Linked DNA regions of Homo sapiens: region 1 is linked to region 2. The links are chromatin contacts, found by Hi-C in ENCODE. All regions are on one chromosome and are shown on one strand. Each heading gives the region's core, a stretch centred on a gene start or an enhancer-like site at or near the end of the contact. The rest is flanking DNA. Distances are from core to core; before and after follow the strand shown.

Evidence for each region. A loop is a pair of places that touch in the nucleus more often than their neighbours do. Pooled maps may share reads with other maps.
Region 1: a loop to region 2 is called in a map of sigmoid colon, with 9 times the contacts of the local background. The contact joins the promoter of ALDH1B1 here to the promoter of DNAJB5-DT in region 2. A Hi-C loop is called at or near these places in 3 of 168 maps with a recorded cell type or tissue (aorta, ascending aorta and sigmoid colon) and 10 of 50 pooled maps.

The regions. Positions count from the first base shown.
Region 1 is chr9:38,390,869-38,395,478 of GRCh38, forward strand. ALDH1B1 (aldehyde dehydrogenase 1 family member B1) reads left to right here and starts at 1,834. Exons shown (of 2, transcript NM_000692.5): 1 at 1,834-1,939. RefSeq lists a silencer at 1,601-1,920 and enhancers at 2,131-2,180, 2,221-2,310.
Region 2 is chr9:34,984,437-34,991,081 of GRCh38, forward strand. DNAJB5-DT (DNAJB5 divergent transcript) reads right to left here and starts at 4,943. Exons shown (of 2, transcript NR_109756.1): 1 at 4,723-4,943; 2 at 974-1,501. It overlaps DNAJB5 (DnaJ heat shock protein family (Hsp40) member B5), which reads left to right and starts at 5,309. Exons shown (of 5, transcript NM_001349723.3): 1 at 5,309-5,395; 2 at 6,063-6,376. The coding sequence starts at 6,195. RefSeq lists enhancers at 4,730-4,939, 5,494-6,423, 6,424-6,645 and silencers at 5,050-5,549, 5,064-5,212.

The sequences.
Region 1 (4,610 bases), core at 584-3,083, 3.4 Mb after region 2:
GCCGCATGGGGGTCACTTCCTGTCTGCAGCTGGCCTCTCAGACCTGCCACAGTTTCCAATGCACTCTAACACGAGGACTGATACTCATTTTGCCATAAACTCACTCCCTCTATCAATGAGGCCTCTTAAGGATTGGTCAGTTAATCATTAAGTCAATCAGTCCTGGAGTGCTATGCCAAGTGCCCAAGGGGAGCTAGGCTGTCCACGTGCTGTGGGGGAGGCAGGAGGGCCTTGGCAAGGGGCTCATGCCGTTGCTGGAGAAACCCGAGGAAAGCATGGGCATCAAGGTGATAAGATGCCAATCATAGTGCCTTCATGGATGGCTAACTTTTGCAGCAAGGGCTGTGAACATGCTAAGGATGATATGGTAGCAAAAGATTCCATAGAGATGTAGCTTAAGGAAAGAACTAAGTGAATTAGGTCCAAGCAGTCGCATGTGAGCACCCTAGATCAGTGGAGAGGCAGGGATTTAATACAAGGAACTGGGTGCTTACAGACCTGCTGCAAGTGCCGGAGGCAGAAGCAAGCCTTAGCCAGACCAGGACCAACTCTCAGGACAATATGGACGTGGCCCACCAGCCTCGTGCCTGTCTGAGGCTACTTCAGACACCCTCCTGCAGCCTCCATTCAAAGAGCAGGAAGCCAGGTCAAGGAGCGGCTACAGCCACAGCGGCCGGTCCACAGCCAGAAAGCTGGAGAAGGGACAAGGAATGCTGCCGCAGAACATCTCCCATTTCTGCTATCCTGCTAGTGCCACCCTACAGGGGCAGGACAATACCCTCCAATGCGTGCCCGCCTTCCACATCCGGCAGAGTACTACTAATTGGCAGCACCTAGTCCACATCCAGAACTCTAACTGCAAATGAGGCTGGGAAACATGGCGGTTAGCTTTGGGACCTCCCTAGCCAGAAGGAAGGTGCAGCGAGGGTGGAGCGAGTGAGATGCATGTTCAGTGGTCCATCTTGGCAACCTTTATAGCAACAAAATGGAGACAATTAAATGTCCAACAGTTTACCCCTACAACAGAATTCTATGCCACCTTGGAGAGGATGATGTCATCTGTAATTAGTGATAGGAGAAAACTTCAAAATACAGCGCTAAGTTTTTAAATTTTTTTTAAAGCAGCACAACAGAGGTTACTATATGATTTTATTTTTATTAAAATAATTTTGAAAGATGCAGAGGAAACAATACTAGCAGGACGAACACCGTAATAATGGCTACCGTAGGTGAAGAGATTACAGGTGATATTTTTCTTCTTTTTTCATCCTTTCCTGTGTTTTCCAAGCTTTCTACACTGTGCATACATTCTTTTTGTCCTTAGGACAAAAATGTACTTTGAAAAATGCCCAAATATAAAATCTTCTTGAAGGAACTGAAGAAAGGAGCAGTGAAAGTGGAGGACAGAAATTAGTGAATCCTGGACAAAAAAAGTGAGGGAGAGGCGAGGCAGAGAAGGGGTTAAGGGGAGTCTCAAGGATGGCAGTCGATTAAGCAGCGTCTTGCAGCGGGGAGAAATGCAAAGTGTAGTTGGGGTTCGGTCTCCGAAAACTTTGCTGTGTGACCTGGGGAAGCCCCTGCCCCTCTCTGGGTATCTCTGTTTCCGCTCCCAAACCAGTGCCTTAGGAGCCTAGATCTGAGCAACGTGGACACTGGGCTTGCGGAGACCCGAGGGAGGGAGCGCTGAAGCGGTGCGGGCTGCCGGGGGTAGAGGGGCGGGGACCGGGAAAGACCGGGCGGGGCGAGGGAGGAGCGGCCTTGGCCGGCGACAGGACGTAGGCAGCGCCCCAGGCGCAGGCGGAGCCTCATTGGCCGCTGAGCCCCGGGCTGCGCGGAGGCGGGACCTGCGGCCAGCCCTGGGCGGCCATGTGGACAGAGCTGGGAGGGCCGGAACCAGAACCCAAGCGTGATCCTGAACCGGAGCCCGAGCCTGCTGCAGGTAACTAACGCTGGTCTCCCCTCGGCTCCCTCGGGAAGCCGCAGCTCCTGGCTCCGCGTGGGGGCTTTCCTCTCTGGGCCGCGGCGTCCGCATCTGGGGGCTGGCCTTTCCGCCGTTGCACTGTAGGACTCTCTCCACGTCCCCTAATCCCATCCCCCGCCTCTGGGTGACGCTACAGGAGCCCCGAGGACACAGACGCCCCCAGACCTTACCACGTTAGCTCGACCTCAACACTCCTGCCCACTCGGCCCACTTCAACAGAGGGCCCCTGACCATAGCCCAGAGGCTTGGACAAGCCCAAAGGTTGCGCCCTTTCCCCCGCAGAAGGGGTGAGGTGGGCGCCGCTGCAGTTCCCGCGGATAGAGAAGGTCCGGTCCTTCCCGCTGTGGGTGAACTGTAAAAAATTGCCTGTATTCAGGAGGATATGCAAAGCTAGGTTTGTGGAAGTCTGGGGTGAGGCTCCTATACTTTCTTGCTGTGTGTCCTCGGTGAGTCCCTGAACCTCTCTGATGCCCAGCCTTCTTCCAGAATGGGGGTCATCATCAACCCTGACCACCCAGGGACTGCAGAGAGGCTTGGCAAATTTCCCGTGAGAAGACAGCCTGCAAACTGTAAAGCATGATGCTCTGTGAGCTGTGATCTTCCTATCAGCAAGTGGAGGCCCCAGCAAGAACCCCATATAGGCCCCAAGAGTAGGAACGGCCTTGGTGTGGCTGCAAAGGTTTGCCAGCCTTGGCCTATGACCACCTCTCCTGACTGCTTCACCCCTCCAATCCTTACCCCATGGGTTGGTGACTCCCCTTTCCCCTACCTCCTTTTGGTCTCCTCACCCTCAGAGCCAGGCCTGTTGGTGGCAAGGGGGCTGTGTCCCAGCATATGGCAAAGTCCTGAGCTAAATGGAACCCTGGGCACCCCTGGCAGATCTGCTGACTCAGCTTCCCCCTGTGGGATATGATGAGGTTTCTCTTCAAATAATCTGATCAATCTTTTATTCTTTAATTCTTAGTATCCCCCCCTTTTTTTTTTTCATTTTTCTCCTTTTTGCCTTTGTTAGATGCCCAGGCATGCCACAGTACCAAGCGTTATCAGTACCAGCTCACATTCCTTTGCTTATTTGGAAAGAAGACTAACTTTCTAGCTCATTACAGACACCCTTTCCCCTTTCTCTCCACTTTCTTTTACGTGCCCACTCTATCTAAAATAAATCAAATGTTTAGCCAACCGGGATTAGTTTAGATTGTACGACCTGACCCCAGCCAATGGGGAAAGGGTACAGGGGCAGGACTTGCATCAGGAATAAAGGCTCTCGTGCCCCTTTGTTCAGGTGTGCTCTCATGGCAACTGGCCAAGGAGGCATCCCTCTGCGCAGAAGTAAAATTGCTTTGCTAAGAATCCTGTGTTCGAGTGTTCAATTTCCTTAGGATTTTGAGCATTATTCCTAACACCCGCAAGGGGAAGGGAAACTTTCTTGGTCAGCATTGATTATTATTATTTTTTTTAGATACAGTCTTGTTCTGTTACCCAGGCTGGAGTGCAGTGGCACAATCATGGCTCACTGCAGCCTCAACCTCCTGGGCTCAGGTGATTGCCCCCACCTCAGCCTCCCAAGCAGCTAGAACTACAGGCATGCACCACTATGCTCGGCAAATTTATTTTTGTTTTTTTGTAGAGACACGGTTCTTGCTATGTGCTCAGGCTGGTCTCAAACTCCTGGCCTCAAGCAGTCCTTCCACTTCGGCCTACCAAAGCGTTACCAGCGTAAGCCACCACGCCCATCACATTGATTTTTATGGGGCCGGGGACCTACATGGAGCCTTGCTTTCCTGATTGAGTTTTTTGTTCCTCTCCCTGCCCAGGGGTGGAGGGTGAGAGGCTGGGGGTGAAGGGACAGGCAGGTGCAATTCCATTTTACCGCTGGGCGGAGCAAGACTCATGAGACATCAAAGGCAGAGAGATTCAAATTCTGACTGAAGAATAACTGCTTCAACTAATCTGGGAACACTACACTCTGTTTAATTTTCATTTAATATGTATTATATGCCGTTTAAGTTTTATAACAGTAGTTGTTTTAACGAAGTCTACACTCTTCAGAGTTGTAGCTTTTCTTCTCAGCTGCCTCCTGACTTGCTGCACCTCTGGGAAAGCTGAAAAGGGATGCTGAGACCTGTGGTTGGGGGATGCTGGGCTAGGTCAATTTCTGAGGCACGGCCAGTTCTGATGTCCTGAGTGGAGCTTGCCAGGGTTTTTATATGCAAGACATCATTCAACATAACCCCATGAGGCATTTCACATATGGGGGAACTGAGGCACAGAGGTGAAATGAAGCAAGTCCCTCTCAGAGAACAACCATCTCCAAGTCCCTTTGATTTCTACTCAAGTCTTAGGTCAATTCTTAGACAGCCTTTGTGGCAATTTCAGTGTTTTCTCAGTGTATCATTCAGTACTGTGTGTTGAGCCGCTGCTCTGTAGCAGGCATACCTCTAGGCTCGGGGACGTAGCAGTGAATGGAACAGAAAAATAAGTTCCTGTGCTCATGGAGCTTGCATTTTACTGGGGGGAGACAGACAAACATATAAGCCTGTAAAGATAGTATTTGGGATGTGAGATAGAGAAGGAGTAAAGCAGGGTAGCGGGGATAGAGAGTGTTGGGGTGGGAAGGGTTGCAATTTTT
Region 2 (6,645 bases), core at 3,693-6,192:
CAAAATTATAACACGTACACATGAACAAGAGGTGATTTAGCAGCTCAGGGAGAAAAGAGCTTATGGCCTTAACTCGGTATGGGTGAACAGTATGAGGTGGCTACCAAAAAATAAACTGATGGGCCAGGTGCGATGGCTCACGCCTGTAATCCCAGCACTTAGGGAGGCCGAAGCAGGTGGATCTCCTGAGGTCAGGAGTTCAAGACCAGCCTGGCCAACATGGCGAAACCCTGTCTCTACTAAAAATGCAAAAATTAGCCAGGTGTGGTGGTGCACACCTGTAGTTCCAGCTACTCAGGAGGCTGAGGCAGAAGAATTGCTTGAACCCAGGAGGCAAAGGTTGCAGTGAGCCGAGATCACACCATTGCACTCCAGCCTAGGCAACAGGGCGAGACTCCATCTCAAAAGAAAAACAAAACAACAACCACAGAAAAAACTGATGTAATCTGAGCCTATGTGGAAAGAAGTTCAGAGTCAGAGGAGGGAGGCAGGCCGGCTCATTCGTACCCTGCACCAGCTCTCCTGGAAAAAGCTAATCATAACTGGGCACCACAAACTGAAACCCATTCAGGGAAACATGATCTTAGTGAGTAGAATTGAGAAAGGCAGGGGATGAGTCCATGAAGGCATGGGTCCTGGAGAGAAGCAGATTTGAAGGATGCAGATGGTGATGTTTGGCAGATGGACCAATGAGGTCAGTGTGGTCCCAAGGACAGGGCTAAGATGAAATGTGAACACTGTGGAGAGGCAGATTTCTGCTCAATAGGACCAAACATAACTGGTTACCAGGAAGGCAGTGGAGCTGTATTAAGCATGTGACAGAAATGCTGATTTGGGGGTGGGGTGACTTCAGTCCTCTTGAGACCTGAGATGCCAGTAAACAGTTAAGCACATTCTGTGCATACCCAGTGCTGAGCCCAGGTGAGCCAGAAGGAGAAGATTCATGACTGTAAGAACCCACATAACCCCAAAGTTTTGGTGTCAAAAACGAGAACTTTAATTTTTTTAGCTCACAGGTGGGCTCTTGGACGCTTGCCTCTAGAACCTGATGTTGCACGCCCTCTGCTGGTCATCCCTAACATTGCTCTCTCATCCCAAGGCAAGAAATCACCCCTCTGAACCCTTCTGGTGCTGGTCAGCATAGGTTCAGAACACGCAGGGAGACGCCAGCGAATATCAGGGAGTCAGATCCCTGGTAGTGTTCAGTTAGTTCAGTATAGGATCAGAACTGAATCTGAAGATGAATTCAAGTATTTTGTATCAAAATTAGGGCTCAGCCATGTCTAGGAGGAGGGTTTGGGCAGAGGCTGGATTCGGGGAACTGTCTCTACCAGGACAATAACCAGGTTGTGTCTCAGGCTGAGGTCAAAGTTGGGACTCAGTGTGGGACCAAAGTCTGGGCCTGAGTGTCAGCATGAAGCATGTATCAGGTGAGATGCTCAGAGTCTGATCACAGGAGGGAGGCCATCTGCAGCCAAGGTGATGGGTCAACGTGGCATTCCTACACCCAGGAGAAAGCATCAGGTAATGAGTACCCAGGCACTGGAGAACTCAAGAACAAACATGGAGACTGCCCAGGGGAGAGATATGAGGGACAGGGGACAGCAGGAGATAGTCACTCATTTCTTTTTTTTCTTTTCTTTTCTTTTCTTTTTTTTTTTTTTTTGACAGGGAGTCTCGTCTCACTCTGTCACCCAGGCTGGAGTGCAGTGGCGCGATCTCGGCTCACTGCAACCTCTGCCTTCTGGGTTCAAGCGATTCTTTTGCCTCAGCCTCCTGAGTAGCTGAGATTACAGGCATGTGCCACAACACCTGGCTAATTTTTTTTGTATTTTAGTAGAGATGGCAGGTAGTCACTAATTCGTAAGGCCCTCCCAACTTTAAGGATGGTGATGGGTAGGCCAAGTAGCCCCCTGTTCCTCAGTATTCTAGTATCCCAGTATTCTAGTTCTGGTTTCCTGTTAAAGCCCCCGCTCCTGCTCCCACACACACACTAGTACTACCACATACAACTCATAGGTACAACTGGGGGAGAGAAGTGGCCCAAGGGCCAGTTCTGTCACTGCAGGGAGGTGGCAGCTGTGAGGGTAGTCTTCCTTCCCCCCAGGATTCTCTGTTTCTACTGGCAACAGGGCCTGGCAGCCTCCCACACCCAGATCTTAGCAACCATGGGAACCCCTGGCAACCATTACCATGGTGACAAGACAGGGAACTGAAAACAGGCTGGGGGCACTTCCTCTGCAGCCTTCGGGATGTGAGCAGGATAGGGGCTCCCTTCCCTATACAGTCTGGGAGGGAACATGTGCCTCTGTCTAAAACACCTCCTCACTGGCACCCACCCCCACCCCTGCCCACGGGTTCCGGTTCCCTCAGGGTGAGGAAATGAGGGACACCTAGGGTTATGACGTCTCCAAGGGGAGGGAGGGTGAGTGGGGGCGTTTGGGACTGGCATGATCGCAGATGCGTGCATACGCTGGCAGACATGGTGTCAATGTGTCAGTGCCTATATACCTTATCCACTCTTTGTCATGTAGACACATGCCCGCACAGTCATTTACTCACACATGTACACTGACCCAAAATCATATACCTACAACATATAACAGAATCAGGCACACCACCACACAAAAATAACTGCACAGATCCACTCACAAATCACATTACCAGTACCACACTACAAATAACTCCCAGACTCACAGATTTATAGATGCACTCGCACTCCCAGCATCTGTGAACATGTAGAGTAATGGTTAACTTGGTTGAGTTAACCAAGTTAACCATTGGTTGGGTATAAACTACATGCCCAGCTCAGAACTAAGTGCACTACCTGTGTTACCTTAATTAACCCTCTCAACAACCCCCTGAGGCACCAATCCCCATTTACAAAGGAGATGAGGCATGAGTGTGGCGTGTAAGCTCACAAGGTGCATAGACTCCAGACCACACTGTCACAGTCCATGCCACACTGAGCACTACACACACGTGACACCCAGGACAATGGGACTGAGGGCGGGAACCGAGGACTAGGCAAACAGTGGAGTCTGTGCCACCAACACCTGAAGGCACAGTTCTGCACCCTCAAAGGTCCGAGCCTACACTTTAGCATTAGCAGGGGCCAGGTAAAGGCTGGTGACTAAACTCTCTGCCTCCGTGTTGGCACAGGCAAGGCTGGGGGAGGCAAAAGAGACAGAACTGGAATAGGAAGAAGTAGAGCCACCCACAGCCTGGGCCCCACAGGTGTGGAGGTGGAAGAGTGAGAGCCCCCAGATCTGAGGAGCCAGCAGCGGTGCAGGGCCCCTCACCCCACCTTACCCATCTCTGTGTCACACAGAGATGTCCATCCCTCCTCCCTCCCCTCCCCCTTCCTCACTCCTCCTCACCCCATCTCTGTGCCTCATCCTTTCATTACTCACCCCTTCTTTCCTCATCCCTCACCCTGCCTTCCTGCCCCTCCCCAGCCCTTCTTTCCTTATCCCCCACCCTGCCTTCCCTCCCCTCCCCAGCCCTCCTTTCCTCTGCCCTCCTTACTCCCACCCTATGGCTCATCTGCCCCATGCCCCTCCCCTCCTCATCCCCCTCACCCCATCTCACCATCCTCTCACCACCCCCTCTCCCTACCTCCCCCCCTCAACCCCATTTCCTCAAATTCCTCATGCTCATTTCCCCACATTCATCACCCATCTCTGCTCCCCTCCTGGCCCCCAACCCCACTTCCTTTCCATCCTCCTTTCACCCCAAGTCTCTTTCTTCCTTCACACCTCATGCCCCTTTACCCTTGGGAGCCCCATAGTGACTCCTGGCATGAAGGTAGGTAGTGAAGAATCTACAGACATGACTCCAGGACCCTGGCACCCCCCCCCCGCCTTGCTCTGCTCTTGGCCCAGGTACTCAAGCTGCAGTTTCTAGCAAGACCTCATGGGTGTCCAAACTCTGTCTCTGGAAAATAGGAAAGAAAGAAGTAAAGGGGAGCTTCCGGCCTGACCCTTCTATCATCATCAACCCCCCAGCACTCCCCTCCCCCACTTCACCCCCAAATTACTCCCTCCCCACCCCCGCTCCCTCGAGCACAGATGGGCCTGGGAGACAGTGACGTGGGCGCCAGGCACCGTGTCTGCTGGAGTGGCGGCTTCCGCTGGCGACCGCCTCCGCAGCCCCGCCTGCTCCCTGCATCGGGGACACTGGGGCTGAGATCTAATGACTTAATGGGGGGTGGGGGAGACTAGAGATTCTGAGGGTGTTAAGGAAGGGGATCTTGGGGAGTGAGATGAAAGATGAAAGGGGAGAGCTAGGATAGGAGATCGGGGTGTAAAGAAAGAACCAAGAATAAGACAAAAGGGATCACTGCGGGAAGGAAGACAGGAGATCATCTAGGGCCAAGAAGGAAAGGGCTAAAACACAGGCACTCCAGGGGGAAGCAGGATGAGAGACTGATTAGAAGAGGGACTGAAATGGAGACCGCGGGGTCGCTGAAGAGGGGCGCGAGGATGAGGGGCTGTACAGAGGGTGGGCGGGGGAGATTCCTGGAGGCACCGGCCTGGGCAGAGCCATCCGTTTCCCTCGGGGGAGAGGTCCGGGGGGCTCTGAAACCCGGCATCCGTGGGGTCTGTTAGAGATTCCGTTAGGTCACATCAGGCCACCGCGGGGTCAGGATAAGGTAAAGCTAAATGAGGTCAGCTTGAGGTGGTTACACCGTTGGCTGAAAGGCGAGTAAGAAGTGCTGACCTTTTGGCCCCGGTCCAGGGACTACACCTCCCAGAGTGCACTGTTCTCTCCCTCTTGCCCCCCAATGAAGAAAGGAAAGAATGCACGGCCGCACGGCCAACTGGTGGGTACAGTTTTCCTTTAAGGCTGCCTTTGACGTCGCAAGGGTTCCAGAAGGTTCTCCTGGGATTCGAGCAGTGGCCAGTACGTCCCACCTTCTCAACCCGGAGATTGGACTAATATAGTTTGCCCCCGGGCTCGGGTCTGAGTCTCAGGCACGAACCAATAAAATCAAAGGGCGAGCGAGGTTGCCGCCCTCTGTCTTTTTCACCAATGGCACGACAAGATGGCAAAGAGGCGTGGTTGAGTGATCCCAGAGGGCGCCAATCAGATCCACACCAATCACTGCCTGGAATGTGTGCGCGTGTGGCCGGGTGACAGGGGCGGAGGATGGGCGGCTATCACCAAGCCGCTTGTTGAAAACTGCCCAATCACAGTGGAGGCTGAGCTGAGTGACAGGAAGACGGTTCAATGGGCGGCGCGGAGGCGGAGCCGTGGGGGCGGGCTCCCGGTCCCGCTATCGGCGGCCGGCGGGCAGGCGACTCCTGTCCCGGGTGGAGGCGGCGGAGCCGGAGCCGGGGGAGGGGGCAGCGGCTGTCTCACGGACCACGGCGGCGCCCGCAGCTCCTCACCGGTGAGGGCGCCAAGCCAGGACTCGGGGGTCCCGGGAGCGGGGCGTCGTGAAGCCAGGGCTCCTGGTGTTGGGGGGTTGGGACACTGAGGGCCCGTAGGCTCTGCTGCCTTGGGGATGCGGGGCCCCGGGGTCTGCAGGGTGCTCGGAGTCCTAGACCAGGGCTTGGCTGTCACAGGGGGCAGCCAGCGTCTGAGTCGGGGAGGGGAGGGGAGGGGAGGGTCGAGTCGGACCGGACCAGATTGGGTTCTGTGGGGCGGAGGCATCTGTGAGCAGACCAGCCAGCCAGCGCGGGTGACATCACCGACCACCCTCCCCCGCCCGAGCCCCCTCCCCTCCTCTCCTCGCCGCGCCTTTTGTCCCGGCCGAGCTCCGCTCTGCCCCGCCCATCTGCGAGGGAGGAGACTCCCGTCAGTGACTTCATTGAGTAGGTTCTTGGGGATTGGGGTCGGGTCCTCCCCAGTGAGAGGCGACAGGAGCTCACTGCCTCTCGGGCCCTCACAATCACACCTGTCACAGGTATACACGCTGCCACTCACAAACACACGCTTGCACTCCCAGCCTCACTGACACGCTGCCATACAGCCGCTCACAGCCAGCCAGACACTGCTGCACCTGAGAGCAGGTGGCCGCGGGTCTTCTCCCTTCACTCTCCACATTTGGGGATCAGGTCCGGCACCTGCTGCGCCAGACAGGCCTTGCTGGGCACGCGCCTCTGAGAGTCCAAGGAGGTGGCTTCCAGAGCTGCAGCACTTCAGGCCGGCTCCGGTGGAGCGATCAGAGGTGAGGGGCTTGGCTGGGCATGTTTAAGCGCACAGTGCTCTCCTGCCCACCCCCAGCAGCACCCCCACTGCAGGCCCGAGGAGCTTTCCGGAGCTTCCCACACTCCTGGGGAGAAGACTTCTTAGCCAGCTTGATGTTTAAAATTCAGCTGGAGCCCTTAAAACTTCGAGCGTGGACGCTGAATGGGTTTGTAAAGTTTCGGTAAGTCCCTCCGGAGAAGGGCACTCACACCCATACCCAGTCAAACCCTCCACGCGGCCATCCCCTCCATTGCCTTCCTGCTTCCTCCAACTCATCCTCATCCCCTCTGTGACATACAGGAACCCCCCTCCGGCCTCACCCACATATTTGAATGAATTGCACCCCTTATCATTCCTTTTCTCAAACCCTTCAGGTATCCATTTTCCACAGACATTTCCTCCATTATTTCAACTCTCCACATTCCTCCCTTTCAACCCATCATTAACCCA